Linked DNA regions of Mus musculus: all the other regions are linked to region 3. The links are chromatin loops, found by intact Hi-C in ENCODE. Cell type or tissue: left cerebral cortex. All regions are shown on one strand. Links, peaks and the distances in the headings refer to the core of each region. The heading gives the core; the rest is flanking DNA.

Region 1 (4,851 bases), core at 321-4,320, 520 kb before region 3:
GCCATAATACCCAGCATTTTTTTTTTCTGTAGGTTCTGGATATCAAACTCAGAGTTTGATTTTTTGTTGTTTTTGTTATTGTTGTTGTTGGTTGGTTGGTTGGTTGGTTTGGTTTGGTTTGGTTTGATTTTCTGCTTATAGTATAAGCACTCTACCACTTGAGCCATCTCCCCAGGACCTGGAAGGTAATTTGAGTCTTTGCCAACAAAGTATCATTTGGTTAATGAACTCACACACATGCACACCTGATTTATAACAAAGATGTGATTTCCAAAGCCCAGGGGTTTAAGAATAATTATCCTAATTAAAAAGAATAGAATAATTTCTACCCCTTACATCGTGGGCAGAACATACGTCATGCTCACTGCTGATCAGTCAACAACATGCTGGGTCTCCGCCATTTTGCCTTAGTCATACTGAAGCTGTCTCTGGTGTCATTTTTAAAAATCTGACTCTTTCTTTCCCTAGATCCTAAACCCTCCACATTTTCCCACACAGGGTACAAACTCTATTGCCTCTCCCATCCCCGTGCTCTCCGCCTCATGAATTTTAGAGTAGCAGGCAGCGTGCCATCGACTCTGAACCCATCTGGAAGCACTGCAAATTAGTTTTGTGTGAAATGTGAGTGCAGAACCGAAAGCCAACTCTGACTTTATATTTTATAATGAGACTGAAATTTGGCCCGCATTTGCTAAAAGCCATGCCAGCATTTGCTACGGGCCCGTGAGCAAAAGAGTCCACATTTGTTGAGAGCGAGGAAGAAGTCAGGCCTGTCTCCCAAATGTCACTTTGAACATTGACCCTGGGAAAAAAAAATGAGCAGAAGGTGATGCACAAGATCAGTGTGGAAGTAGACAGAATCCTGCCTTTCCATGAAATTGGGTTTCAGCCCATCCTCTCTCCTCCAAATGAACTCCAGGGACAAATGAGCAGCTTTTTTGTGGTCATCGTGACTCTAGAGAGCAGCAGTTAGTCTGTTTTCCTGAGAATTCACCTGCCAAGTTTTGACCAAATTAGATTGCAATGGAAGGGACTCCCCTTTCCCAGTTATGACACTGACCTCTATGGAATAGAGAGGCAGATTCCAAAATATCTTTTATCTGTCTCTAAGACACATATGATTCTCCCCCTGTGTCTGACCCTGATGTTCTCACAGAGAATGACCCCTGTCATGTTTATAGCTTAATGAAGTGTGTTGTAGTCATATTTCTCTGATCTGGTGTAACTTGAACCAGGAACAATTATAAAGCAAGAAACTATAAGCAGTGAACTGGTATGTGATATGTGTGGAAATTTGGGATGGGCAATATGACTAGCCTTATGGCCTGAGTTTGTTCCCTGAAACCTACATGTGTAAGCAGAGAACTGACTTCCAAAACTTGTCTTCTGGCGTGCGCATACACACACCCCTTGTCCCCCCCTACACACACACACACAAATATGCATACACCATGCACACACAATAAATAAATAAATAGGGGGAGGTTGTATAAACAAGAGAAAGCATATCATCTATGCAAGCTGGAAACTGGTGGACATAATGCAGAGGAGAGGTCAGAATTAACCAGTTGGAATCAAAATGAAAATATACAAAAGAAACAACACAAAGTACAAATTTCTAAATGATGAAACAAAATAAATTCTTTTAAGGTTGCAAACAAAATGGAGAAAGAAAGACATAACAGAACTCAGGGCACAAGCTTTTGTTCTCTCAGGGCTCTTTATTTAATGAGTCAGCCAGGCACATGAAAAGTACCAGCCTCAGAGATGGGTAACAGAAAAAAGAGCCTTATCTCTCCCCTGGTCCCCTGCATTGTCTCCCAGCTAACAGCTCAGTGATGCTCAAGCCTATAGCACATGTGCCTCTGCCAAACACCACACATCCTGAACTTCATGGACACCCATTCCCATAAGAAAATTAGTGTTCACTCAAAAACAGGCCAGCACAAAGATGCAACAAAAGGGTACAACCGGGTTGACATGAGTTCAATCCCTAGAAGCCACAAAATGAAAAAAAAAAAAGAGTGATTAGCTCTACCAAGTTTCTCTTTGACCTTTGAATGCATTCTGTCACATGAACAGTCTCCTCACTCCATCTGTCATACATACATCATATACTCACACAACAACAACAATAATAATTTTAATTATTTTGACTCTCAAAGTATATGTGTGTGTAATTAATCAAACTTCCCTCCTTGGGACCTTGAAAGGCTTTCTATTCCTATACTATATTTTTATACACAACTTTCTGGCTATGCTGTGCAGTTGTTTATTCACATGTGTGCACATGCATGTGAAACATATAGGTCAACCTCAGGTATCATTCCTGAGGAGTCATCTACTCTATTTTTGAGCTAGAATCTTTCACTGAACCTGGAGGTTGCCGAAAACCTAGTCTGGTTGTAGAAAAAGCTCCAGCAACCTGTGTCCTCCTCCCCAGCAATTGAATTACAAGGCTGTGCTACCATATCTGCCTTTTAAAATGTGGGTTCTAAGGATAAAACTAGGCCCCCACACTTGTTAGGCAAGCATTTTACCAAAAGAGTGATCTTCCCAGCACCTTGTTTGTCTCACCTTGTCAGACACGGCTGAAGAGCACCAAGCAGTACTTAGTTCATTGCTTCGTGAGAAGCTAACAGAAGCTAACACAGAATCTGAGTTAGAGGGAGTATTTCCCTTGTTACTCATCCATCTTTGCTATATCTCTGTATCTTCCAAGGTCCAAGTTTATTTATGGCTGAGAACAGAAGGACAGAGTTATAAAATGAAGGGGATTCATTTTAGCATCACTCTGCACCCCCTCCGTATACCTCTGCGTTATTAATTTATTCCACAAAGGAAGGCACAAGGCACTTTGCTAGTTTTAGGACCCAGAGTACAGATGAAATGAACTCTGTCCTTCGGATAAAATCATTGCAATAACTCAGAAGGATATTTTGCCTTGAGAACAACTTAGAAGCATAGTGAAGGTGGAGCAGAAACGTGTGGGTCAGGAATGAGCACCAAGTCTTCTGTAGATCCCATTACCCTTGGAGTCCCAGGCAGTGTGGAAGCATGGAGATAAAGCCTGATAAGCACACCATCTTCCTGACTCAGGGATGCCTAGCAAGTTTGCCTGTACACAGGCAATACTCTATATGGGCTGCACAGATAGGTTGGACCATCCTTTAGCCACATAGGCGAAGATGTAACTATGGATAAACATGAATGATACCTATTTCTCTTAAAGTTTTATCCTGCTCCCCAGATGGACTTCTTAGTGCAAAGGAACCTCCCAAGAGGGAGGCTAGGCTGAGAATCTCTCCTTGTATCGTCTGAGTCCCAAGAAAAGCAGTCTGCTGAAACAGAAATTAGATGGGCACTGAGCTATCTGTGTGTTTTTCTCAGTGTCTAAATAATGTCTTGCACTGTGATTGTTCAAAATAACCAAATTAATAAATAAGTGCATAAATAAAGAGGTGTGACATGATAAGGCTAGATGAGAGACACTCACACATAGACCACACTCCTACCATTTCTTACTATGTTGAAATTTCCACCATCGAAAAGGACTTTGTTCTAATACTTCCTTGCCTTTGAACTCAGGCACACTGAGATGTGGAGGTGCTACAACACTTGTCTTTTAAACATATGCTGAAAGTATGCTGGGAATACAGAATACACCATTTACTTTGGCCAGTCCTAAAGTGAAATATGGCTTTCTAGAAGTGAGCCAGTTGAGCTACTTACATTCCATATGAACCACAAAGCCTACTACTGAGAGTTAGTCCTCATTTTCAACTTGACTGGCCTTAGAGTCACCTGGATGGCACTCTTGTGAGTGCAGCTGTAAGGTGTTTCCAGAGATAATTAATTGAAGAGGGAGTCCCATGCTGAATGTCATCCCAGGGGGTTAAATTGTGGAATGAATAAAAAGAGCAAAAGGAATAAGCCAGCTGGGCGGGGGCATCACTCACCCCACTGCTGCTTGCTGACCTGCCCCATGGACTAAGCTGCTTAGGAGCAATGCCTTCCCCTCCAAGATAGACTGCTTCTCTGTAACAGTCAGCCACAACCAATTCTCCCGGCTTTAAGTATTTAATATAGAGCACAACTGCCCTTCAGAGGAACTTTGAACCTGTACACAAATAAGAAGACATAGGCAGGACTGTTTAGTGCTTTTAGAAAGAAAAGGAATAGGTTTTTTTTTTCTTTTTGTTTTTTTTAATGGAAAGAAGGAGGAAGTTGAGAGGGAGAGAAAGAGGGAGGGAGGAAAGAACACAGTTATAGATGTCAACGTCTATTCCAGCTTCTATGACCAGAAGTGTATTTTACAAGTTCAGAAAGCTGAACATGGTCATGCTCATGTGATCCCAGCATTTGAGAGGTACAGAAATCCAAAGCCACCATTGGCTAAGCAGAAAACTTGAGGCCAACCTGGATGACAAGATGCTATCTCAAAAAAAATTAAAAATAAAAGTCTCATAACTTACTCAGTAGTTGAAGAGAAGCTAAAGAGAGTGAAGAAGAGGAGGAGAATAAGAAGAAATAATAAAAGCAACTGAGATGGTTCAGTAAATAAGAGTACTTGAAGCCAAACCTTATGACTAAGTTCAATTCCAGGAACTTACATAGTAAAAGGAGAGAACCAACTTCCATAAGCTGTACTCTGACCTTACATGTGCACCATGGTATGTTTACACACACACACACACATACACACACAAATAAATGTAAAAGTTTTAAAAATAAAAGTGATGTCAATAATAATAGGATATAATAGGAAACACAAAAGTGAATCTAGCATGTTCATCGCTTTACTGAGGATGATGGGAGATGCTTTCCCAGCTGTGTGTCATAGGAAAAGCA
Region 2 (4,851 bases), core at 368-4,367, 250 kb before region 3:
AACATCAAGTGCTCTCAAATCTTAGAACCTTTATAGCATGTTTTGAGCACTTATCATTAGATACATTTTGAAATATATGAGGAAGATGCATTACTGATATCGAGGAAGGTCAGAGGAAACCAAATAAGTACACCTCATTTGTGGAATGAGTGGGCCCATGAATAAATATGACAAGAGAGACCTAAGTGTTAAAGGATAAAAGTGGGGGTGGGGGGTGTCACATCTCTCTTGAGGCAGAGAAGACCTTTCAACAATGGTGTGTGATATGAGGCTTGCTAGAATAGTAAACAGTGGTGACTGGGGAAAAGTAAGCAAAAGAAATTCCAGGAACACCCACAAAACCCTAAGTGAAAAGGAGTCCACAATTCTGTGGTGAAAAAAAAAATGCTTGAGATGTTTTGACAAGTTGAGGGACAGATCCAGCCAGAGTTTTATCAGAAAACCAGAGGGTGAAGAATAGCCTAATAAGACACTGGAGCACAGCTGAAGATTCACAGAATAACCTGGTTCTAGAAAAGAGAATGCATGAACGGTGCTCCAGTGGCACCTCAGCTACCCCAAGAGGATGTTGGTGAGGTCATGGAAGCCTGTATTAAAGTGATGGCGTTAGATGAGAGGAAAAGAAAGAGTCATAACAGAGAGGAATTAGCCAGGCTTTGTAAATAAAAGATCAAGAGGACCTCTGATTTTAGACTTGGGAATAATGGCATCACTAAATAGGACAGGGACAGTCCAAAAGTAATCAGGAATAAGTGCTACTTAAGCTGGAAAAAACATTACTAATGCCGAACACATGCTGGTCTATTCTCAAACAACGGGGCAACACTCTTTTTCTTAATGACTGTGTTGTCTACCGTGACAGGTGGCCCAAAGGAGGGTTAACAGAGCCCCAAGGACCTCCAGGTCTCTAGCTCAATGTCATGGTTCTCAAGTGTCTAAAATTGTTGCCATATCTTATCTAACAGCTGTCCACTGACTTATGTGAGAACAACTAGAAGACTTCAGTTAGGTTCTGGCAAAACAGGTGTTCCTCTTTAAACCTGATACCCTCCTTAGTAGAGGAGAGACTTTTGTGAAAAACTAAACCACCTCTCGTCCTTTGGTTGTCTGCTAAGATATTTTTGGACTAATCAGAACCATTCAAGCATGGGATAGCATATCTGTTTGAAATAATTAAAAATTTTAGGAGTCAAGTTCTTGCCTAGCATACATGAAGCCCTGGGTTCAATCCCCGATACCACATAAAGTGAGCCTAGTGCCATATACCTGCAACCCAGCACTCGGAAGATAGCAACAGGAGGATAGAAATTCAAAGTCATCCTTGATTACACACCAAATTTGAGGACAACCTGAGATGCATGACACCCACCCTCCCCTCCCCCATTATGATGGCCCGGCAAAAGTAGTTTTAAAAGTCAAGGGTGTATGCTGAAGAAGCATGCTAAATTTGTCATTCAACAGCTTCCCTGCTTTTATCTTCCCTCTACTCTTTCAAGGTCATTTCCAAGGTGACTTCGAATGTTTTAGCTTTCTGTCAGTTCTTTAACAGCATCTGGTTCTGGGGGCAGTGGGGGACATTCACAAAGAAAGAATGGGTTTCTCTCTGTTCAGAAATACTGAAGATATCCAGGATGAGGACCACAGCCAGCTAGTGAGTCTGTAGGTTTTTGAAGCATATACATATATATTTATTAACATATACTTATATATTTACACATATGAATAAAATAGTTCCTTCCTTCCAAATTCAGAGTTACAAGATAAACATCCTAAGCATGAGGGGACACACACAGATTGATCCCCCAAACCTCCACAGCAGTAGACTACGATCTACTGAAAAGATGTATGTGGACGGCTCCTGTAGCAAACTACAACAATTGAAGTCTCATAAGAATTGTGCGTGAGTCTGTGCATTCCTCTGTGTCAGCTGAGGCCACAGGAATTCTGGCAGGAGTTTAAAAGTAGACCCATCCCTGTTGCTATTTGCAGCTCTGCCAGAATCCAAGAACCCAGGATGGTTATCAACAATGTAAGCAAGGAATCAAGCCAAAGCATTTTCCCTATCCCTCTCACCACACTGCCCAAAAAAGCAGGAAGTAGCCACAAAACTTGATTGCAACATGCAAAGACAATCAATCTGATGCCTGCTTTGTAACTGTGATATATAAAGCACATCTAGAGCCTTTCCCACAAGCATTTTAGGTTTAATTTTGGAATTTCTGAGTTAATCAAAGAGTTGGTTTTTTATTGTTGGTGGTGGGTTTCTTTCTTTCTTTCTTTCTTTCCCCATGATGATAGAGGCAGCTCTGTGAACTCAGTAGGGTTGATGTCTGAAAAAGGAAAGAACGGTCAGGTTACCCACATGATCAGCAGAAACATGACAGCTGGCTAAAGTCTTAGGAAGAAATTCAACATAGAGCTAGCTACTTACAGTTAAATAATTAACACAAGCAGCACTATTGCCTATTATGAAGCATCTTGAGTGTTTTCAATGTTCTGCTATAATGTCATACAGCCTTTGATTTGGTATCTATTGATTTGCATATTTGCATTCATGTGGGGTTATGTGTTTGCCAGTGCATATGGAACCCAAAGGACAACCTCAGATACCATTCCTCAGGTGCTGTCCACTGTTTCTTATTTTATTCATTTACTGTAATTTTAATTTTATTTATTTATGTTGAGACAGGGTCTCTCACTGGCCTAAAATTTACGAAGGAAGCTAAACTGGCTGGTAATGAACACCAGGATCCATCTGTCTCCACCTCTGAGAGACCACGAGTATGCTTTTTATTATTGTTTTCTATTTATTTTTTTATGTGAGTTCTGGGATTTAAACAGATCCACGGGCTTCTAAGACAAGCGTCATTTGGGATGGGGCATCTCACCAGCTCTGTTGTTTTTTTGTTTTGTTTTGTTTTTGTTTTTGTTTTAACCCTGTATTTATGTGAGAGAAGTGAGACTTCAAATGCTCACCAGCTCTGTTGTTTTTTTGTTTTGTTTTGTTTTTGTTTTTGTTTTAACCCTGTATTTATGTGAGAGAAGTGAGACTTCAAATGCTAGGAAACAAAGCTCAATAGATCAACTAAACTAGGCCTCTCCAGGCCTCACAGAACTGCCACACCGCTCTGTCAAGAACTGATAGTGTCAGAGCTCGATAACTCAGGCTCCTTTGATGCTTTTAGGAAGTGTCTCTCATCACATGCCACCAGAAAATCTTAGCTAAACTGAACTTTTCGTTACTTGATTTTTAATTTCATAGCTAAGATGCTTGGTTAAAAAAAAAAGTATCCTTCTCTCACAGAGACTGAGGTAGGTTAGCGATAAAGGAGCTGGAGGCATCTTCCTCCACCCCCACCCGAACCACCACAGGGCGAATCAGCTTTCAAAACCTGGCTGTGTGTTAGAGGAGCCAGAGCTTTTAAAGAATACTTCACAGCATCAATCCAGGGATTGCTTAAGAAAAAACGCAGAGGGATTGAGACTGAATCTCAGTGTTAAAACTCTCATCTCCTCAACATGAGTCTAATGAATTTTTTCCTCTGTTTTCCTCTTTCACACTTTGGTGTGCCTACAATGAGAGAGAATTCTGCGTACTATACTTTTGCACTTGTTTATGCTAATCGCAAGTGCTGTATAACCTTGACTGTCCACTGAAGATACCTGAGAAACAGTAATCCCAACGCTACCCGATTTCTCCTGTGTGGACTGTGTCTATCCTCAGGTGGTTTCAAATGTCAAGCAATTTAGAATCACTGCCCTGTGGCTACCACACTGAAGCTCAATGCCCAAGGAAATTCACCATGAATACAAATTGTTCTCCATATCCATGAACTCTGTGGCCTCAGCCAACCCAGACCACAAATACACACACATTATTATATAAATATTTATTAATAAATATCACACTAAAACACAATAAATAAAACAAATCTTGCAGCACATTTTGTGGCTGCAAGCAAACATTGGCCTATCATAAGAACTTGAGCCTCCACAGATTTTGGATGCTCCACAAATGACAGGAATTCTTGGATCCAATCCCTCATGGATACATATACCAAGGAACATTTGTATTTACAACTTTGAATTGGGTGTTACCGGTAAATGGCCTAATAAAAGAATAGGAGGAACTCCAGCCCCTCAAAACAATTAGATACTGATGTCTAAGACTGCACAAATAACAACATAAATGAATGTCGATTTTGAGGAATAAGATGGAGTTTTATCCATAGAAACAACTGAGTAATAGTCATAATGGTTAATTAGGTAAGTGATTTCCAAAACATATTCCAATGATGACTAATATAATAAACTTCAGACTTCTAACTCAGTGACATATTTTTTCATGCTTCTCTTAATAGTCCATTAAGGTTTGGCAATTAAGTCAATAAAAGGTCGAGTTTTTAAACCTCAACAACATTGATTTACCCGCCCCCCTTAAAAAGAATTGCTTAGTCATAATTAAAATTGCACTCTAAAAAAGCTAAGCTCTTAGACTCCGACCAGAACCTACCCTCTTTCCTTCCACTCATTGCACAACTAGCTTGCTCTTGTTTTCTTCTAGGGCAGTGGAAGTGCAGAGGCTGGGGAGACAGCTCAGTGGCAGAACACTCAAGTAGCACAAACTGAACAAGGCCTTGGCTAGGATCTCTGTACCACAGAAAAGATGGCAAGGATGCCATTCGCCCCACAGCATAGGAATGGGGATTTGAAATAAATAACTTCTGTATTAAAATGCTTTCCACATAGTTACTACTAGCTAATACACAGTAGCTATTATTAAAATCCTTGCCTAAAAGTGGGAGCTGATTGGGATTGCCATAATAGAAGCATCTAAGCACTACGTAAGGA
Region 3 (4,851 bases), core at 247-4,246:
CCATTTCTCTGAGTCTCTAAGATGCAGATTCTGAAGAAATATTTCAGGGGTTAAGAGTACTTGCTGCTCTTGCAGAGAAGCAAAGTTTGCTTCCTAGCGCTCTTGTTGGGTGGGTTATAACTGACTATAACTCCAACTTCAACACACACACACACACACACACACACACACACACACACACACACACGGAGTTGTGTAACAGTCTCTTTGACATTAAAAAACTCCGTCCAGCCCTAAGCTCAAGCAGGGAAGTAAACAAAACTACTATCTTTAAGAACTTCCTAAAACTGACCAGATTCATAGGGAAATAAAAGCTGAGAGTCTCTCTCCTAGAAAGGGAAGCTCAGTTGCTAAGACTATGAGACGAGAAAAGCTGTACACCAGACTCTGAGACCAGACCAGCTGTCTGGGAGAAGCAGAGACCAGCTGAGCTGCCTGGAAGAGGTTTACAACAATTGAGGTACACAGAAAGGACACTCTTTAGCCTGTTGAGCTGTCTGCACACAGTGTGCTCCAGGTTCCCAGCTTTGTGACCTGTCACCCATGTTAGGGTGGGCTTTGGTGATGCGGCTGTCTTTGAGTCATTTCTTTACCTGTATAGAACCCCAATAAAACTCATTGGTCACCAACTTGGAATTTGTTGGTATCTGTACTTTGGTTTGTTGTGGGTTCCCTTTCGGGGATGAATAGATGAGTGTTTAATGGAAAAGTTTTGTTTTACACACACACACACACACACACACACACACACACACACACTTTATATGAAAGATTAGAAAAAACAAAACATAAGGCTCAGCTAATTCCCTTAGCAGGGAGGCTCAAGCATTTTTCACATTTAGGCTTTGTGTGTGTGTGTGTGTGTGTGTGTGTGTGTGTGTAAGGAGAACATCTAAATGTTAGGACTCTGTTGATTGTGTGTGTATTAAGGATGTGTGAGTGACAAGTGTGAGGTCAGAGGACAACCTTCAGGATTTGGCACTTACCTTCTTTATTTGTGGATCAGGGTATGTAGCCTTGCCTGGCTTGGTCTACCATGTAGAACAGACTGCAACCCAGACATCTGCCTGCTTCTGCCTCCCACATGCTGGGATTAAAGTTGGGCCTCAAGGGTCTCATTTGTCTCAGGTTCCTGACTCCACTCTTGTTTTAGAGTAGGAACCCCAGCAGGTGGCATGTCAATCTGCTGACCTTCAAGGCCAATTACTGTTTAATGATGGTAAGAGATCCTCCTAGCTTCTGGGAGGGTGAGGTCGGAGGATTGCCAAGGCTTTGAGATCTGGATGAGCTATCCAGGAAAATCCTCTCAAAACCAACCAACCAACCCCCCCCCCCAAAAAAAAGATCAAATAAACCATGAATGCAAAACCTCAAAACTTCCAAACAACAAGCAAACCAGAATAAAAACAAAACAACAACAAAACCCCAAAAGCTTGAAGGGCACTTTACTGGAGCAAGTTTAAGGTACAGGTCCCCAACTTTGGCGGCTTCTGTCATGACATTCAAATAAAGTGGTTTCTGTCCTAAGACAGTGCACCTAACAAACGAACAGATTCTCACCCTCGTTGTCCCGTGCACAGAGACCACCTTGAGGAAGCTAGCTCAGAGTCTAAGAGCTTCTGGCTGGAAGGAGGGTGGTCTTTGGAAGAGATGTCTCCTGGGAGGCTAGGAATCACTTGCTTGTCGCTGACTGTAAAGACTGGTGAGCATCCTTAGCCACTCAAAGTGTGGCTTGATTTTCTTGTAGCTGTTGTCTAGGTCCAGGGCTGGGAACCAGCTTTCCCCACCCATCCCACCATTTTAATGGGCGTTTCGGACAAAGAACCTGCATTGCAGTGTGAGGTTTATGTTGAGCAAACAGCATACCGTAAGTGGACAGCTCTTACACAATGGTAAGATACTAAATGCTCTGGGCAGCTGAAGGACGGAGGCAGGCCTCGTCTTTGGCTTCCTCAGTGCTGTTTCCCTTAACTGGACAGAAGTGTTTTGGAAACCCAGTATAATCTACATTCCCATCAGGTGACATTGTTTAATCTAACATTCCCTCTTTCACAAGTGACAATAGCTCCGGGGACACCCAGGCTCAAGCTTTGAACTTTTCTGGTAGAAAGGGCGTTTGCAACTCCATAGACTTTCTTTGGTGCCTTTCCACCTTCCAGCTACGCCTGTCAAAATAGGTAACCGCCTCCAGGGAGGGGCCAACAGGGGAGAGTCATTGACCTTGGCTGAACCAAATCTAATCTAGTCTCGGAGTTTGTTAGGCTGCACAGTCTATAGCTGTGAAAGTTACTTCAAATGATACTTTGTTTGAAAATTTATCTTTGAAGCACTAAAGGAAGACCACTGCTTGACAGGAATACACGTTTCCAAATGTTTTGACAACTTGAAACTAGAACCTTTCACCAAAGAAGGTTGCAAAGTATTTTTAAAGATAGTAACAAAAAAGCAGAGTTTCAAGATATATGCTAGAATTAAAAGGAAGGGTGCCTCTTACAGCCCAGGTTTCTGAAAGGCTCAGGAAGGTCACCGCAGTATTTTAAAAATCCTCGGCGCTCCGGCAGCCACATTTTGACATTATTGGGCAGCCAAACTGTACTTCAGAAACCGCCTTCACGTGCCAGACGCATGCAGAAAGTAGATAATATAAACTCCCGTGGATATCACACCGCGGTGCACACTTAGTGAACATTCATTCTGTCTATGGCTTTATTTTCGCGCAATGAGAACTGATCCATCAAACCTTCCCAAAAGACCCGCAGACAAGTCGCACATTTGGGCGCACAACTTCAATTTCAGCTTTGCGTTTTCACCAAACCCCTCTCGCCGTGCGCGCTGCGCGTCTCCCCACGCGCGGTGCTCCGGGTCCCATCCTAGAACTCGCTCACGGCAGGCGAAGCACCTTTCCAGGTACGCTCCGGAGCGGGCGTGTTTACGCGCATCCAAGTGTGCGGCACTTTGAACGCGGAGTCCATGTGGAGCCCGCGCCGAGCTCCCGCAGCTGCCGGCCGCCTCCGGGGATCGGAGCGGCCGCGGCTCGCGGGATTGCTGCGGGCGAAGGGACTCAAGCGCCACCCAGGCAGCGGGACAGCCCCGGCTGCGGGCTCTGGAACGAATGCGCGGCGAGCCCAGCCCCCAGCGCCGCGAGCGAGCGAGGGAGGCTGGGTGGAGGGAGAGCGGAGCGAGTGAGGAAGCCGAGTGTGGAACGGCTCGTCGGCCGCCACCCCCACCGCCACCGCCGCGCTGCCTCCACCGCGGCCCCGCCCCTCCGCCGCGCCCCTCCCCCACTCCGGCGCTCCTCCCTCTAAGTTCCCCCTCCCAGGTCCCCCTCCCCGTCGAGGTTCCCCTCCCCCTCCCAGGCTCAGGCTCCCTTCCCCCTCGCCTCTCCTTCTCGGGGCTCCCTTCCCCCTCCACAACCCGTTTCCCCACTCCTCCTCCAGGCTCCCCTCCCCCGCCCAGCTCTCCTTCTCTTCCACCACCCGGCTCCGCTCCCCTCCCCCTCCCGGGTCCTCCTCACTTCCTCCCCTCCCCCTCCGGGCGCGCCCCACCCCTCCGCTCCCCTCGTCTCCCCTCCCCCTCCTCGGGTCCTCCTCCCCTCCCCCTCCACCCCCTCCCCCTCTACCCCTCCCCCTCCTCGCTCCCTGTTCCCTCCTCCCTCCCCGCGCGCCGGGCGCAGGCCGCTCGGGTTTGTTTTGCTGCGCGGCCGTCGCCGCCGCGGGCCCGGAGCTCATTTGTGCCTGGCTGGTCCCCGCGCTCCCCGGTGCCGAGCCGGAGCCGTTGGCCGCTCGCGCGCTTGGCTCTCTCCCTTAGTAACAGCTCCCCTCCTGCCTCGGTGCTGCGCCCTGCCCCCGCGCCCCTCCCCCGCCGGACCCGCTGCCCGGCTGTCAGCGCCCGCACCCCAGGGCGCCTCGGGGTGCCGACGGCGGCCAGGAGGGGAGCGCCGCGCGTCCTGGAGGGGACAGCGTCGCCAAGCAGGTGAGCGCGGGCCCGGGGCTGCGGGCGCCGCGAACTTGGCCTGGGCGCGGGGGAGGGGCGGCTGCGCTCACGTGCTGCCCCCCCGGGTCGGGGTGGCTGCGGGAGGCACTGGGCCCAGGCGAGCGGGCTTGGGGGCGCAGGCTGGATGCGGGGCCGCAGCCGCCCTGTGCTCACATAGCGGGGGAGCGGCCAGGGCTCAGGATGGGTGCTGGTCCGCGCTCGGGCGCGCGGGCTGCAGTCGCCCGGTCGCGCACCCCTCGGGCTGTGGCGCGCGGAGACCCCGGGCGGCGGCGGGGACCGCGGGCGGCTGTTGGGGCGCGGGCGGGGGAGGGGCGCGGCCGGGCCTCGCTCACTCAGGACGCGAGTGTGGGCACCTTGTGCCTGTGGCCTCCCCACGAGGAGGCCCTGGCCACAGCCTCGGTAAAGTTGGGTCAGAAGTGTATACAGTTGGCAAACTTATTGCCAGCTTCCTGGTAAGTTTCGGGGTGGCACACAAGTCACATTATCTTCTGACAGTATAGAGCCACGTTGTGAGTGTTTGCTGGGTGACTTCCTCTTTGCAACCGATGTCTTTTTTTTTTTTTTTTTTTTTTTTTTGGAACAGGGGCTGACTTTCATTTAAGTGTAATTCCACGTTGAAAGGCAGCTCGAGGCGAATCATGCATGTGTTAGAGTGTTCGGTAATTTTGGAAGTTCTCAATTTGGATTAAATTTAGGTTGTGAAAATGGTCTGTTCTGTGTAACATTTGGGTTGGGTGGCTTTTAAGAAACGCTCTCTTTGTTAGGTTACCCAACACTGAAAATAATTTGGTGATCACACAGAAGAGTTGGAACATAGCTAAACATTACATTTCTTTAACAGTCTGGAGTTTTCTTAAA
Region 4 (4,851 bases), core at 459-4,458, 440 kb before region 3:
GGGGAGAGGGGGAAAAAAAAAAGCAAGAAAGAGCATGTTCATGCAGGGAGAGAGAGAGAGAAAGGGAGAGAGGAGACCAAAATCTCTGGACTATATAGGAAAAAAACTCCTGGGGGAAGGGAAACCCAGCCCCTGGGCTGGAAAGTTAGTTCAGAGCAGAGTGCAAGAATAGCCAGCCATGCAGGTTACAGGTAGGGACTATGGGATGCTGGAAGAACCTGGCAGCCAGGTCCACTTTGGTATGTTAAATATCCACCTCAGCTCCTTGTCTAGGCTCTGAATCCTAACACCAGTTGTGAGTCTGCTTGCATAAACCACTACCCATTGTAAGAAAAGAGAAGGAAAAGGAAAGGAAAGAAAAGGAAAGAAAAGGAAAGGAAAGGAAAGGAAAGGAAAGGAAAGGAAAGGAAAGGAAAGGAAAGGAAAGGAAAGGAAAGGAAGAGAAGAGAAGAGAAGAGAAAAGAAAAGAAAAGAAAGCAAAAGAAAAGAAAAAGATAATCTCTCATGAAGGCTAAGAACAACAAAAATTTATAGGTACGTACATAAAAATTTTGAAGGTAGTTTAATAATATTGCCATTCAGCAAAAATATTAATAATATGTTCCTCTCCCTGAATAGCCTATTACCTTCCCAGCTCTGTGCTTCTAACCAGATTTACAGTAAAAAAATATGAAATCTCTCCTTAAGAAGAGCTATCAAATCCAAACAGAAAGTAGTTTGTTGTACCTATAACAACTATGCCACTATTATACCAGTGTGCCCATCTTGTCTAGCTGGTTGTTATTGTAAGATACAGTGTTTAAGGTTGGGCAGGACAACTGATAATCTTTTTTTTCCCCTCGAAGCCTACATAGCACCTTTTGGTATTATGAAAGCTAGCCAGAAAAGGAAGAATCTCCAAGTCATTTAGAGATTGATTCATCTACATCTTGCAAGCAAAGTATCTTATATCTTCAGCTATAATATCCTACCATCTAGTTATGATGGGCAAGATAGAATAATGGCAATAATCTGTGCTGTTTTGAGTGCCACTGAGGTCTCCCTGACCATAAGGAGTTATCCCAGAGCACTAAGATTTTCAATTGCTAACCCATGATTTCTGGGAGCAGCATTGTCCACCCATTCTGTTTAAGCTCCTTTTCATGTTTCAATTATGTTTTTTAATTCACTTAAAAACAAGTGGGTTTCCATAAATCTCAGTTACATCCGTGGTTGAATTAGTCTACTCCCCTCCTGTCTTATCTATTCTACCCTTGTTCAAATCTTTAAAGCCTCCTTCCCAGTTTTCCATGTCACATGTATTTTACTATCACCCTCACATTAATATTTTAATTCTTAAAGAGAGCAATGTAATATTTTCTTCTCCCTTAAAATTAGTGTACTAGGAGGAACAAAAGAAGAAGGTGTTTAAAACTGGTTGTGAGGAAGGCATCTATCCTTAATAATTTTCAAGCATGCTAATTTCAGCCTACCAACATAACAAACCATGGAATTATGAATATCACTAATATAAAATTATTTCACAAAACATACACCTGGTTAAACAGATAAGCTAGAAATGATACATCCCCTGAGTATGTCAATTTCATAAAATTAATTACAACTCTACTTTATGAGTTAATAATAAATATTCATCAAGTCTAAGACATAGCTTTGAGCATTAGAAATAGCACCAATTTATTTACATAGCACTTTATAATTTCACAGAGCACATTTAGAGAGAAAGAATTATTTGATTTCTATTCACACTATGGAAGTAAGTTTCAATGCCAGCCACAACCAGTGCTTAATGTATCCATCTCTCTCTCTCTCTCTCACTCTCTCTCTCAAACACACACACACACACATAAACATCTAAATGTCTGAGCTATAATTGAAATCTGCAGTGGCCGATTAATCAGTCAGCTCCTAATAGCCTCTTTATTATGATTAGCAAATGCAAACATTGCTTAGTTTTAGCCTCCTCCCCCACCTCCAAGACTGCTGCTCTCAGAAAAGGGCAGCTGTGTCTTAGAATTCACTATCCACATCAGGTCCAAAAGCTCCAGGGAGAGAGGACAGAAATAAACACACATATTACTGCCTTTCCTGCCTACCAACTAATTTCTTTTCCTGGCCAACATCCTCAAAATTATGATAATGAAGTGGTTCATGAGACTGTGAAAGAGAAGTTGCTAGGCTTAAGCCACAGTGGAGGAGGGGAGGTTAGTTCCCTATACAGCTGCAGGGCCTTTCCTTGCCAGGCAGAGCAGCCTTATCTACAGAAAGTCAAAGAAAAGACAGAAAAGACTTGGTTGGTTGGCTCTGTGCTCATCCTGAGAGTGGGCTTGAAGCCCACTGTACTACAAGCCCTCTCTCTTTGGCAGCAAATGCAAAAGAAATATCACAAAGAACCAGTCAAAGACCGGTATCGCGGACTCCCTGGCATTTGTTTAATCTCTTAGCACTTTTAATAGAGTTAAGCAGAGTTGACTTAGCTAACAAGGAAGGGCGAGAAATCGAATCTGGATTGGCATTTGTGTTAAACTAAGGTAGGTTAGAGTTTTACCTAATTGCAGATGGGGAAAGACATAAAAATAAAAACATAAAATAAAATAAAATAAAAAATTTGTGTAAGTCTTAACTAACTCTATGAACTACATATCCAATAGCTTGTTCCAGTGCTGACATTTCTGCTCTAAAATTGTAGAACCATAGAAGTTTAAAGTTTTTTTTAAAAGAAATTAAAGTAGGTCCCCTAATAGAACCCTTTTACTAAGGGGAGACTAATTTGGTGGCACACACTTAAAACCTCAGCAGTTAGGAGACAAACAGGAGAATCTGGGTTCTAGGCCAACCTAGGTTACAGAGCAAGATCATCTATGCCCCATCCCAAATGCAGGGATAGGAAAAAGAGGAAAGACGGGGTGAAGGGTAGAGATGAAGGAAAGATGGAGGTAGCAGATTGGCAAACTAACTTAGAATACTTTCTCCAACTTAAGGGGACCCACTTTAGGCTCTGATCTTCAATGGAATGTTCTAGTGTTCTTTCTGGGAACAAAGCCTGGCACAACGTTTACTGAACAAGTTTACTTATGTCCATTTCCTTTAAGTAGTTACTTCAAAAATAAAAGAAAATGAGGTAGTCAGTCATAGAAAGGCAGCTTGGCATTGTTTGCATAATCTGGAACTTTCGAACAGGATGATCCAAATAAGGAAGTTACTCATGTTTTAATCAATCAGATCACGACAATCCTGCTCAGTCACATTGTAAGGTCTAAAACTAAAAACTCCTTGAAGTTTGAAACTATGACCAATTATGAGGCCTTTTACTAATATTCCTGACAGTCAATGTATTAAAACTCAGACTTGAGTTCTTCTCATTTGCAAATAGGAATAAAGAAGCCAAGACAAGGTTCATCAAAGCTCTCAAGCTAGAGACTGCCTCAGAGCAGGCAAATGGATGAAACACTCAGCCCTAAATGGGATTTCTCCATCACCTTTCTCCCATCAGCAATCAGGGAACCCTGCAGAAGAGGTGGTGGAAAAAGTGTAAGAGCCAGAGGGCAAAGAAGGCCCTCTAAATCATCAGCAATGACACACATGTGAGCTCACAAGAGACTGAGACAACATCCACAGAGCCTATGCAGGACTGTACCAGATTGGGTTCTTAGAATTGAAATGAGTGGACACATGAACCCGTTCCTAAACCAGAAGCAATCTCCAATTGATAATTACTTGCAAATGAGAATTGACTTTCCTCCAAGAAAGCCTCATTGGGGAAATAAACTACTTTAGGAATAAGCTGTATGCCCAGCTGTAGACACCCAAAAGAAATGAACTCTGCTGCAACTTTGCAAGTTCTTTATCTCACAATGTCAAGTTAAGCAAGGCCTTTCTTTTCTTTTCTCTTCTTTTCTTTTCTTTTCTTTTCTTTCTTTTCTTCCTTCCTTCCTTCCTTTCTTTCTTTCTTTCTTTCTCTCTTCCTTCCTTCCTCCCTCCCTCCCTCCCTCCCTTCCTCTTTCTCTCTTTCTCTCTCTTTCTCTTTCTCTCTCTCTTTCTTTCTTTCTTTCTTTCTTTTTCCTTCTCTTATTTTTTACTTTAAGTTTATTTTATTTATATTTTTTCTTCTTTCTTTTTACTCTACAGGTACTTTGGATATATTCTATGGCTTCCTGGGTTTTTTCTGTTTGTTTGGTTGGTTTTGGTGTGTGTGTGTGTGTGTGTGTGTGTGTGTGTGTGTGTGTGTGTGTGTGTGTGTTGGGTGCAGAGCAGCTAAAAGTTTCTAAGAACCAGGGAATCAGGGAATCTATTTTGAGATTGTATCTTGTACAAATGTCAAAAGCTATACCAAAAATGTCACATCAACATGACTATCTAAACAGGAGCTGAGCAAGCATAACAATGAACATGCTAACGTGGACGGAGGAAAGACCCAGAAGTCTTTTTTTATTGTCTAGTTGGAGTTTTCATTGCTGTGAAGAGACACCATGATCAAGGCAACTATTATAAGGGGCTGGCTTACAGTTTCAGAGGTTCAGTCCATTATCATCATGGTGGAAAGCAAAATAGTATCCAGGCAGACATGGTACTAAAAGAATAGAGTTCTACATTTTGATCTGAAGGCAGACAGAGGATGCTATCTTCCAGAGACACCAGGAGGAGCATCTGTATCACACTGGCCAGACTTGAGCATATATATATGTGATCTCAAAGCCCTGCCTCCACAGTGACACACTTCCTCTAACAAGGCTACACCTTCTCCAGTAAGGATACCTCCTAAATGCCACTTCCCATGGGGCAAGTATATTCAAATTACCAGTTATCCAATACCAAATTATCAGTTCTAAAAACTATAAACAAGTAACATTA
Region 5 (4,851 bases), core at 403-4,402, 510 kb before region 3:
CGAGATTATTTTAATCAAATCATAAAACTAATAACCATGCATTCAAACTGACATTTTTATATTATATTTTGAGAGAGGAAATCTAAAACTCTTTGTGTAGCTGAGAGTGGCCCTGAACTTCTGATCAGTCTGTCCCTACCTATCTCCTGAGTGCTCGGATAACAGATGTGTGTGCTGAGCATCAAAACCTTGGGCCTCAGCATGCCAGGAATCCCTCTACCAATTTCGGATATAGCCTCAGCCCCAAAACTGATACCTTTAAATGATTGCATTAGGCAAAGCAATAGAGAATCAATAAATCTCTTGTGCAGAAGAATTGCGAATAATTTATGTTGGCCTATCACCTTCCAGGAAGCAGGGTTTAATTATCTATTCTTTAAGTCTACTGTGCATACTAATGTATTTCCAGAGGGTATTGTTCAACCTTCCCATCAGGCTATGAGGGCAAATAACATTGAGAAGCAACTCCAGTCAAATGCCCTAGACACCACATTTTACAGTCTTTCAAAGTCCGTTGGTAGAGCCTAATCATAAGAAATACCAGATATATAACAGTTGATGAACAATCCCAGAGCACCAGTCAGTTTTCACTCAAGTTGTCAATATAGTTTTAAAATACTGATGTTCTGGAAAATTCTTAGACAAGAAGAGTCTCTACATAGGGCCATCCACCCTTTTGACATTGAAACATAACACTGCAATTTTCAAACTTTTTAGGCCCAACTCAGCTATCATAGAGTGCATGCAGCCTATTAGGTGGCTGAAGGTTGGACCTTTCTGGCATTCCACAGAGACATAGGTACCAAATATAATATGGAACCATAACTGGGAGTTTGGAAGAGAAAATAGATACTGGTGTACCAAGGAAATAAAGATGAAGTTCAGACTTTGGATAAAAAGGATGCCTTGTTGGGTGTAATGGCTAGTTTTATGACAACCTGACATAGGGTATAGTCACCCAAGAGAGGGAGAAATGAAAATGCCTAGGAGCCTGGGCTGTAGGGCATTTTTTAAATTAATGATTGATATGGGAGGGCCCAGTTTATTGAAAATGGGGACACCACTGGGGTGTTGGTCCTGGGTTCAATAAGAAAGCCAGCTAAGCAAGCCAAGGGGAGCATGGCAGTAAGCAGCATACTTCCACAGCCTTTGTATCATCTCCTGCCTCGAAGTTCCTGTTTCAGTCTCTGTCTTGACTTCCTTTGATGATGAACAGTGATATGGAAACATAAGCCATATAAACCCTTTCCTCCCCAAGTGGCTTTGGCCATTTTGTTTCATCATAGCAATAGTGATCCTAAGTGACAAAGACATGGTAGGAATACTGGCATGAAAGAAGTTTACAAGTGTGTCACTGAGAGCTTCTTCTACTACTACAGCTGGAAGACTTTACTGTGAAGAAAAAAGTCTGTATAGTGGCAAGAAGCACTCAAGCAGCATGTCACAGTAATCTGGAAAGGCTACATACCACATCAGGAAACTATTGAAGTGTAGCACAGATTGCCTGTGGGAACCAGAGTTCAACACAAAAGCAATGGAATAATTTCTTATGATCATGTAATTCCATGTCATTTATATAGTTTTTACTTAAAACTTAATATTGTTCACATACTGCAACAAACACAACTTACTAATGTACGATCCTTACTACTGTATGAGCCTTACTAATATATGATGCCTTTCATGAGGAAAAGTGAATGAGGGGCACATGGGAGCTCCCCAAACTGTCTTCCCCTTTTTCAGTAGTTTTCTAAAACTATGAAATTAAAGTTTTGTTTAAAAATTTGCTAAACAACCAGCTATGGGGGAAAAGAAAGATAAAAAGAAGAGACAGAGAAATTAAGATGGAAGAGAAACCAAAGAAGAGGGAAGGATAGGGGACATGAAGAAGGAGGGAAAGAAGGGAGGGAAGAAAATGAGAGAATGGGGAAGGCAGAAAGGAAAAAAAGAAGATAGAATAGTAGAAGTGAGTATTACAGTGAGTTATAAGTTAAATGTCAAAACTAGCTTTCAGCCAGTTGGGGAAGTACAAATTCTTGTCTAAATGCTCAGAACAATGTGTAAGAATTGCTGAAAGGGAGTCACAAGCTCAATTAGCATACTGATGAACTGGTAGACCAAACCAGACCAGGGTGCTGAGCATGTGGCCTGCAGAACACAAGTTCTGAGCTCAAAAGAGTTGGGCTTGTACCAAGAACTCTCTACTGTTTTTAATTAGGAGTAAGAGTTGAATTGTGTTTCTTTAATCATCATCCTGACATTTTTTTGTCACCTTCATAAATCTTTTTCTATTTAGTCACAGGCAGGCCAGATTCTCACATCTTGAAGGTGGCCTAGTAGGACATGATGTCTGGTGCTGCTGGGCCTGACCAGCTCTGGCAGAGTCTTTTTGTGGAGGGACTGAGTCATCTCATCTCTCACTTTTCCTACCAGCCAAGTATTTTTAACCTACTGTCAGCCATGTGGGGAATGCAGTTAGGAAGAAAAAAGAAAGTTTGTTTTTAGTGTTTCTGCTTTCGGTTGCTAAGTCTAAGAATGCATCACTGGGAGAAAAAGAAAAAAAAGGCAGGGTCTTCTATCCAAAAATAATACTGGTTTGCTTAATATTTACTTCATTTTTTTCCTATGCACTAAAAGTGAGTGTCTGGAACCCTCAGCAGGGGTCACCTTTTTTCTAAGCACGTAACTCTGTAGTGGCCCATGCTACCACCCAACTTCAGGATCATAGAGATGGTTGTGGCCAGCCTCCTGAACCAGGAGAGCCTTTACTAACAGGTAAACCCCTATTGATCTGTTCTGCTAGAGATCAAAATCCTGGGTCATAAATTCTATGTCCCAGTGCACATTCAAAAGCCTCTGAACACAGAAATGCTAAGCATCATAAAAACAATTAGCTCTAATATATAAATGAAATTACAAGAGTTCCATTTTGCTTTTAGTTCTAAACTAAAAATTTTAAATTGACAGACAAGAGCCATAGATGATGGAGCAGGAAGGGAATGGAAAGAAGAGGTTTGTTTCTTACCCAATGTTTGTATACAGAATATCAATCATTTAAACAAAACTTACCTCCCTTTTCTGTTATTGCATGGTACATTAAAAACTGGATTTCATAGATGGGTCAGAAGAAGCCACAGTGGGGACTAACTATTGCAAAACAATGAAACTCAGATGATACAACTCCATGTGGTACATTGAAAAATAGAATAAGCTGTGTCCTTGGGATAGGAAAGTTAGGCTTCCTATAGTGAAGTGGCTAAGCACAAACTCTTTTCCCAGAACAGTAAACATAAAGCATAGACCAAGGAAGACGAAATTTAAAAAGTATACCTCTAAATGTTAACCAGATGCCTGGGGGTGAGGGTCTAGAGTGCTTGCCTAGTATGCAGGAATCCTTGGGTTGCATACCCAGTATCATATATGCTGGGTTCCGTGGTGCATGACTGTAGCCTTAGTATTAGAAGATGAATCAGAAGTTTCAGATCAGAGAATGATGACATGTCAGGTCTATAACGTGCTTGCTGCACAACTACGAGGATCTAAATTCAATCCCCAGCACCTTTGTAAAAGTCCACACATCAAATATACTTGAAATCCCAGCTCTATCGAGGCAGAGACTGGAGGGCCCCAGGACCTTGCTAGCTGTCGGCTTCCTAATCTTTGAGCCCCATGATCTAGTAAGATACCATGTCTTAAAAACAGGTGTACAACACCTAAGGGACAAGACCCAGGCCTATCCTCTGGTCTATACATGTAGACATGCACACATGCACACCTGAACTCACACGAACCCTAACTCACACACTGTCCATGCACACACACACAATTCAGAAGTTCAAGATCATCTTTGGCTACAACAGTGAGTGAAACCACCCTGACCTACATGAGATCTTGTCTGAAGCCAATGAAAGCAAAGCGTGATCAGAGGATGCTGAAAAGGCTGGGAATTTGAGACAAGCCTCACGGGGAAGAAACTGATAAATGACTCATGGTACCAGCCAACATGGAAGAAGACTTCCTGAATCTAAGGAATACATGCCTAATGTCTGCCTGTAGATGTTTTGGGGGAGACCAAACTCAGGCTACAAAAGGAAACCAGATAAGTACATATTCCAATAGAAATTGCCATATGCCACAGAACGTAAACAGAACTCAGTGTTTCTATTAATCTATGTAGTATTGATTTGCCCCATTTCACAGATAAGGAAACAGGCACAAAATGATCGATCCAGCACTCGAGCTTGCACAGCTGTCAGTGTGCTCTTGAGCACTGATCATGTTATATCCAGGGCACACATCACCAGAAAAGATCATGCACAGTCAACTTACACTGGAGATATATTGAACTCACATAGTGAACTATATGCTACCATACAATTTGGAGATAAAAACAAAACAAACAAACAAATCCTTCATTTCATGTTTTCCTGAAGCATGCATTGCCAGATGACAGAGAATAAAATAAGTAAGGACTGAAGATGAAAGATTTAGTGGCAACAAATATGGTAGACTTTCAAGTGAGATAAGTGAAATTTAAATCAGTTGAGTCACGTGTGTCACTGAGAACTAAGGAAAGGGAAGGGACATGCTATCGAGACAAGTGACATTCGTCACTTGTCAATGCTATCTGTGAAAGCATTCAAAGCATGCACAGCCCAGACCCTGAGTGAGGTAATGGCCAAAGGGGATTTGGTGACTAGAATCTATTCATCTTTGGCTGTTTTGCTGATGTTTCAAAATGTTTCTAACCCTTTATACAGGTGTAAAAATCATATACACATCACATAGAAAAATACTAAAAGTACCTCTGAGTCCAGTATCCTTCCAGAAACAGCTCTCAGGTCTCCAGTT
Region 6 (4,851 bases), core at 611-4,610, 120 kb after region 3:
TAATCTTGAAGTCCGATCTTCCCACCTGTTCACTTCTGCGTGCTGGCAGTATGGGTGTGCACCATTGCACACAGCTTGGCAGTGTTGCTCCCAGAATCTAAATGCATGGTAGGCAGGCACTGCTGGCCCACTCACATCGGCTGCCCCAGGCTGCGTTATTTTGTCTTGTTTGTGTTGTTTTCTAGTTTGGATTTATTTCCTAAGTCTTTTTTTTTTTTTTTTTCAATATGCCACAGAACTATGATGTGTCGCATGAATCTTGGTTTGCTTTTGTCTCATGAGGCAGGTGAAGTGTGTTGTAGCTCACAGCTTCTCAGGGTTTGGCATTTGATGCATTTTCTTGAGGAAAGTTGTATTACTGTTGTACAGTTAGAAAACCTGAAGACATGCAACCCATTAGAAGCCACATGTACAGTAGCCGAGAGCAAGGGAAAGTAAAAGGCTGGCAAGTTTCTCTTTTAATATTTTTATTTTCAATCATTTCTTAGTTGTCCATTTACACCGTCAAGTGATGATATGTAATTATAAAAGATAACAAAGTTTTTTCTGTTTGTAATTTAATGTGATGTTACTAGCAACATAAGTTCTCACAGTGTTTCCTTTGCTTTTAGGATTTTCTCATTCTGCGTTTACCTTTGGTATAGAGAGCCATATAAGTCAGTCCAACATAAATGGTGCCCTGGTTCCACCCGCTGCACTCATCTCTATCATCCAGAAAGGCCTGCAGTATGTAGAGGCAGAAGTTAGCATAAATGAGGTAAGGCAGATGAGTTCCATTTCAAACACTGATTCTGATTCTTAAATGTGGTTGTTTATTGAGTATCTGACCTTGACTTCATGGGTTCAGACAGATTAAAATTATTCTTCATAACTGTACTGGTCTTCATACCAGCGGATAATTTCTGTAGACTATTCCTCTGCGTGTGTGTGTGTGTGTGTGTGTGTGTGTGTGTGTGTGTGTATGTATGTAAGCAAAGGAAATCATGTTTAACACATAAGTAATTTGGCTGGAGAGTACTAAGAACAAACTGATGGCAAGGACATAAAAAAACACTGTTAGTTTCATGTACCCTGATGTTGGAAGCCAATTTATTTATAATTGATGCCAACATTGATTCTCAGAGCTTCGTGTCCAAGGTTCATGTGGAAGTAGTGTGTTTATTTCTGGTGTTGGCATGCTACTTGTGCCTGAGGCCATCTTACCTGCTCCCTGATTCTATAAATTAGCTTTGTAGCACAGCCGAGCTCATTTAGTTCTGGACTGTCACTGGGTAGCTGCTGGGAACATGAGGCGCTGTAACAAGGACCTTACAGCCTTTAAAGCATTCATAAGCACACACTGCATGTTCTTTCTGAGTAGAACTTTGTTGTAGCTACAATGTTTAGTGTATGGCCGGAATATGTAGAGGTAAACACATGCCCTCCCCCCCCCCCCCTTTTTTTTTGTAAAAGTAAATGAAAAGATTTTAGCTGTTTAAAGTAGTCCAGTTCCCTTTTGGTATCCTCAGCGGTGGGTTACCACATTGCCACAGTTAGCATTATCTGTGGGTCCCTTCATTTACTCCTAATGTCAAGTTTGTGTATCACACACATCTAGATGACTTCTGTGTATGATCATCCTGTAATGTTTAGAGAAAACCAGTAAGGTCAAGATCTGCTCCCGGTCAGTACAGGTGCTTTCCTTTATTCCAAGGCCTGGATCCCGTGGTATGACATATTCATATTGGTCAGTGTTTTTTACTAACAGCTTTTCTTACCTGGATGTTATACATTATCATTTTATTATCTTTAAGCTTTTGTGAATGGCCTCTTGTATTGGTTTGTCTTTGTGCAGAGTTCAGCAGGACCTCAGTGACAGTTGGTGGCTGTTTGCATCTTTGTCATTCTTGCCCCCTTCCTCCTTCTTGCTCACGTTCACGGTTTCCTTAGAATGAAGTTGTTCATTTTGTTAATGGAATGTTTGTTAACCTCATGACTACATCTCATTTTTCTTTCCCGGTTTTCCAACCCCAGGATGGCACCTTATTTGATGGTCGACCCATCGAGTCTCTGTCCCTGATAGATGCTGTTATGCCCGATGTAGTCCAAACAAGACAACAAGCCTACAGAGACAAGCTTGCACAGCAGCATGCAGCCGCAGCCGCTGCCGCTGCTGCCGCCACTAACCAGCAAGGATCTGCAAAAAATGGAGAGAATACAGCAAATGGGGAGGAGAATGGAGCACATACCATCGCAAGTGAGCCGAGAATGCTTGGAGATGCTCAGCACACACTACTGTTCTCCATTGCCCCATCCTTAGAGCTGTACTGATAGCCAGTGTTTGTCTTTACCCCCCAACATGCTTCGCTTAGTCAGGGTTTCTATTCCTGCACAAACATCATGACCAAGAAGCAAGTTGGGGAGGAAAGAGTTTATTCAGCTTACACTTCCATACTGCTGTTCATCACCAAGGAAGTCAGGACTGGAACTCAAGCAGATCAGGAAGCAGGAGCTGATGCAGAGGCCATGGAGGGATGTTCTTTACTGGCTTGCTCAGCCTGCTCTCTTATAGAACCCAAGACTACCAGCCCAGGGATGGCACCACCCACAGTGGGCTTTCCCCCCTTGATCACCAGTTGAGAAAATGCCTTACAGTTGGATCTCATGGAGGCATTTCCTCAACTGAAGCTCCTTTCTGAGTGATAATTCCAGCTGTGTCAAGTTGACACACAAAAACAGGCAGTATAGTGCATCACACAGTTCATATTTTCTACCTAAGATTCTAAAAAGCTAAATACACTGAATGTTTGTTTGTTCCTAAATGTTTCTGAAACCCCTTTCTACTCTTAAGTGAACATTGCATCTGCAGTTGATTTCTAAGTAAAATTTCTAGTAGTCCCTGTTATAAACATCCAGCAAGGCTCTGATGGTGAGCAATAAAGATGACTCATGCTATAGAAATGATATCAGCAACCCCTACTGGCAGAACTCAGAATAGTATTGTTACAGGCTGTTTAATTCAGCCATGCTGAGGTATAGCCCTTTTTCCCCCTTTCTTTTTTTTACCACTTCCACATACACATTCTCTGGGCATAAACACTCACACTTTTAAAACTAGTACAGCCATACTTGCTAGAAATGTGCTTACCTTCTGACAGAACTGCTACTTCTCATGCTGCAGATAATCACACTGACATGATGGAAGTAGATGGGGATGTGGAAATCCCTTCCAATAAAGCGGTTGTGCTTCGGGGCCATGAATCTGAAGTTTTCATCTGTGCCTGGAACCCTGTTAGTGATCTCCTGGCATCAGGGTAGGTTTTTCAAAGAGCTTTCTAGCTGTTGAGTATTTTGTTGTTTTAGACAGGATTTACTCTGTAACCTTGCCTTGTTGATGCACTGTGTCCTGGGATTATGTCACGTGCAGCATGACAATGGCATCTAAGAATACCTCAACAAAAGGACTGCTACATAGATTTCACTTTCCGGTCATTTTACCTTAGTAGGTTAGTATTATTACTTGGTAGGAGCTCTAAAAGAGAAATATTAGAAATGTTTATATCTGGTAGTCTACTTCTTATTCAGGTGTTAAATGTATGGCTTGGGTTCTGGAATGCTTGCTTATATGAAGACTTAAGCCGATTTTTTGACTCTGAAGGTCTGGAGACTCCACGGCAAGAATCTGGAACCTCAGTGAGAACAGCACGAGTGGCCCTACGCAGCTCGTGCTTAGACACTGCATACGGGAAGGAGGGCAGGACGTGCCCAGTAACAAGGATGTCACGTCTCTAGATTGGAATGTGAGTGTTTTGTTCTTGCATAAATGGTCTGTGAATGAAGACATTTGAGGACTTGGCATTATATAATCTTGAAATTAGATCCCAATTTTAGCTTCAATCTGGCCCCATATTCCTAAAATCCTAATCAGAATTTAGGAGTGAATTGTAGGCTTTGCTTTTTACTTCTTATAAAAAGCATTCTCATGGTATCATTTTTATGTTGTCCTTCCTGGTCTACACTTGCCCCATCCTCACTCATGGTCACCTGTGAAAATGTTCTGCATAGGGACTGCAGTCCTGCTCCACAGCACTTCCTGCCGGTGCACACACTGGGATTGGCCTGTCCGAGAACACCGCCTTCATTAGGGGGTGGGGGTTTGCCAGCCTTTGTTGGCACTTACACATAGATCAGGGTCTTTTGTGCCTGGGACTTAAACAGGCAACATGTGTGTAGTAATTAAATGGCCTTTTGAGTTGTGTAATAAACAAAATGTGTTTCTCTGCCAGAGTGAAGGTACACTTCTAGCAACTGGGTCATATGATGGATTTGCCAGAATATGGACTAAAGATGGTATGACATTTTCTAACTTTATTGATGTTCTAAATTTAAAAGTTTGAAGTAATTTTAATGTGTGTGTTTGTTTGTTTTTAATTTAGGTAATCTTGCCAGCACCTTGGGGCAGCATAAAGGTCCTATATTTGCATTAAAATGGAATAAGAAAGGAAATTTCATCCTAAGTGCTGGCGTAGATAAGGTAAATGAACATTCAGCCAAGCTCTATCAAGAATATATTTGAAAGTAATATTTTTTTCTTTCCTGCTAATCACTGAAGCAGACTTGAGTTCGTTCAAGCATGAATTTGTCACAGTACTAGAAATGTCTTATATTGTCTACTTGTTTTCCTGAGTCTGCTCATTGTATCTGTGTTGCTATGACCGTTCCTCATTTTCTTCTGGGGTTTGACTCTCGTGAAGCATGGAATGAAGTTCTTGGTGCTTCTCAGGCTTTCTCAGGGGCAGCCGTGGCTGTTTCCATCAGCAACGCCCAGGCTCTTAATCAGTTGGGTAGTGCTGGGGAAGGAGACAGGAACTG

The links. A loop is a pair of places that touch in the nucleus more often than their neighbours do. Peaks named below come from ENCODE experiments on the same cell type or tissue, not always from the same donor. Only the 100,000 strongest peaks of a DNase experiment are listed, where the experiment ranks them.
Region 1: it touches region 3 in a loop (4-fold over the local background); 10 of 42 quality-filtered maps call a loop at or near these places.
Region 2: it touches region 3 in a loop (2.9-fold over the local background); 8 of 42 quality-filtered maps call a loop at or near these places.
Region 4: it touches region 3 in a loop (3-fold over the local background); 8 of 42 quality-filtered maps call a loop at or near these places.
Region 5: it touches region 3 in a loop (3-fold over the local background); 10 of 42 quality-filtered maps call a loop at or near these places.
Region 6: a loop joins it to region 3, with 3 times the contacts of the local background. A loop is called at or near these places in 16 of 42 quality-filtered maps.

Annotation. Positions count from the first base shown.
Region 1 is chr3:21,557,662-21,562,512 of GRCm38, forward strand. No RefSeq gene overlaps it. Among named protein-coding and RNA genes, the nearest start is that of Gm31610, 70 kb to the left of the region's middle. In left cerebral cortex, for the core only: no CTCF peak of the experiment used is centred there; DNase peaks (open chromatin) are centred at 576 and 2,765.
Region 2 is chr3:21,818,288-21,823,138 of GRCm38, forward strand. No RefSeq gene overlaps it. Among named protein-coding and RNA genes, the nearest start is that of 7530428D23Rik, 20 kb to the left of the region's middle. In left cerebral cortex, for the core only: no CTCF peak of the experiment used is centred there; a DNase peak (open chromatin) is centred at 1,957.
Region 3 is chr3:22,072,983-22,077,833 of GRCm38, forward strand. Tbl1xr1 (transducin (beta)-like 1X-linked receptor 1) reads left to right here and starts at 3,670. Exons shown (of 16, transcript NM_030732.3): 1 at 3,670-3,972. In left cerebral cortex, for the core only: no CTCF peak of the experiment used is centred there; DNase peaks (open chromatin) are centred at 381, 1,978, 3,175, 3,412 and 2 more places; H3K4me3 peaks cover 2,596 bases; H3K27ac peaks cover 2,503 bases.
Region 4 is chr3:21,631,835-21,636,685 of GRCm38, forward strand. No RefSeq gene overlaps it. Among named protein-coding and RNA genes, the nearest start is that of Gm31693, 69 kb to the right of the region's middle. In left cerebral cortex, for the core only: no CTCF peak of the experiment used is centred there; a DNase peak (open chromatin) is centred at 2,125.
Region 5 is chr3:21,567,559-21,572,409 of GRCm38, forward strand. No RefSeq gene overlaps it. Among named protein-coding and RNA genes, the nearest start is that of Gm31610, 80 kb to the left of the region's middle. In left cerebral cortex, for the core only: no CTCF peak of the experiment used is centred there; DNase peaks (open chromatin) are centred at 1,433 and 2,392; H3K27ac peaks cover 1,769 bases.
Region 6 is chr3:22,187,755-22,192,605 of GRCm38, forward strand. Tbl1xr1 (transducin (beta)-like 1X-linked receptor 1) reads left to right here. Exons shown (of 16, transcript NM_030732.3): 4 at 612-757; 5 at 2,014-2,236; 6 at 3,161-3,293; 7 at 3,638-3,779; 8 at 4,266-4,329; 9 at 4,416-4,513. Among named protein-coding and RNA genes, the nearest start is that of Tbl1xr1, 110 kb to the left of the region's middle. In left cerebral cortex, for the core only: a CTCF peak has its summit at 2,953 (motif pointing left); DNase peaks (open chromatin) are centred at 2,952 and 3,777; H3K27ac peaks cover 300 bases.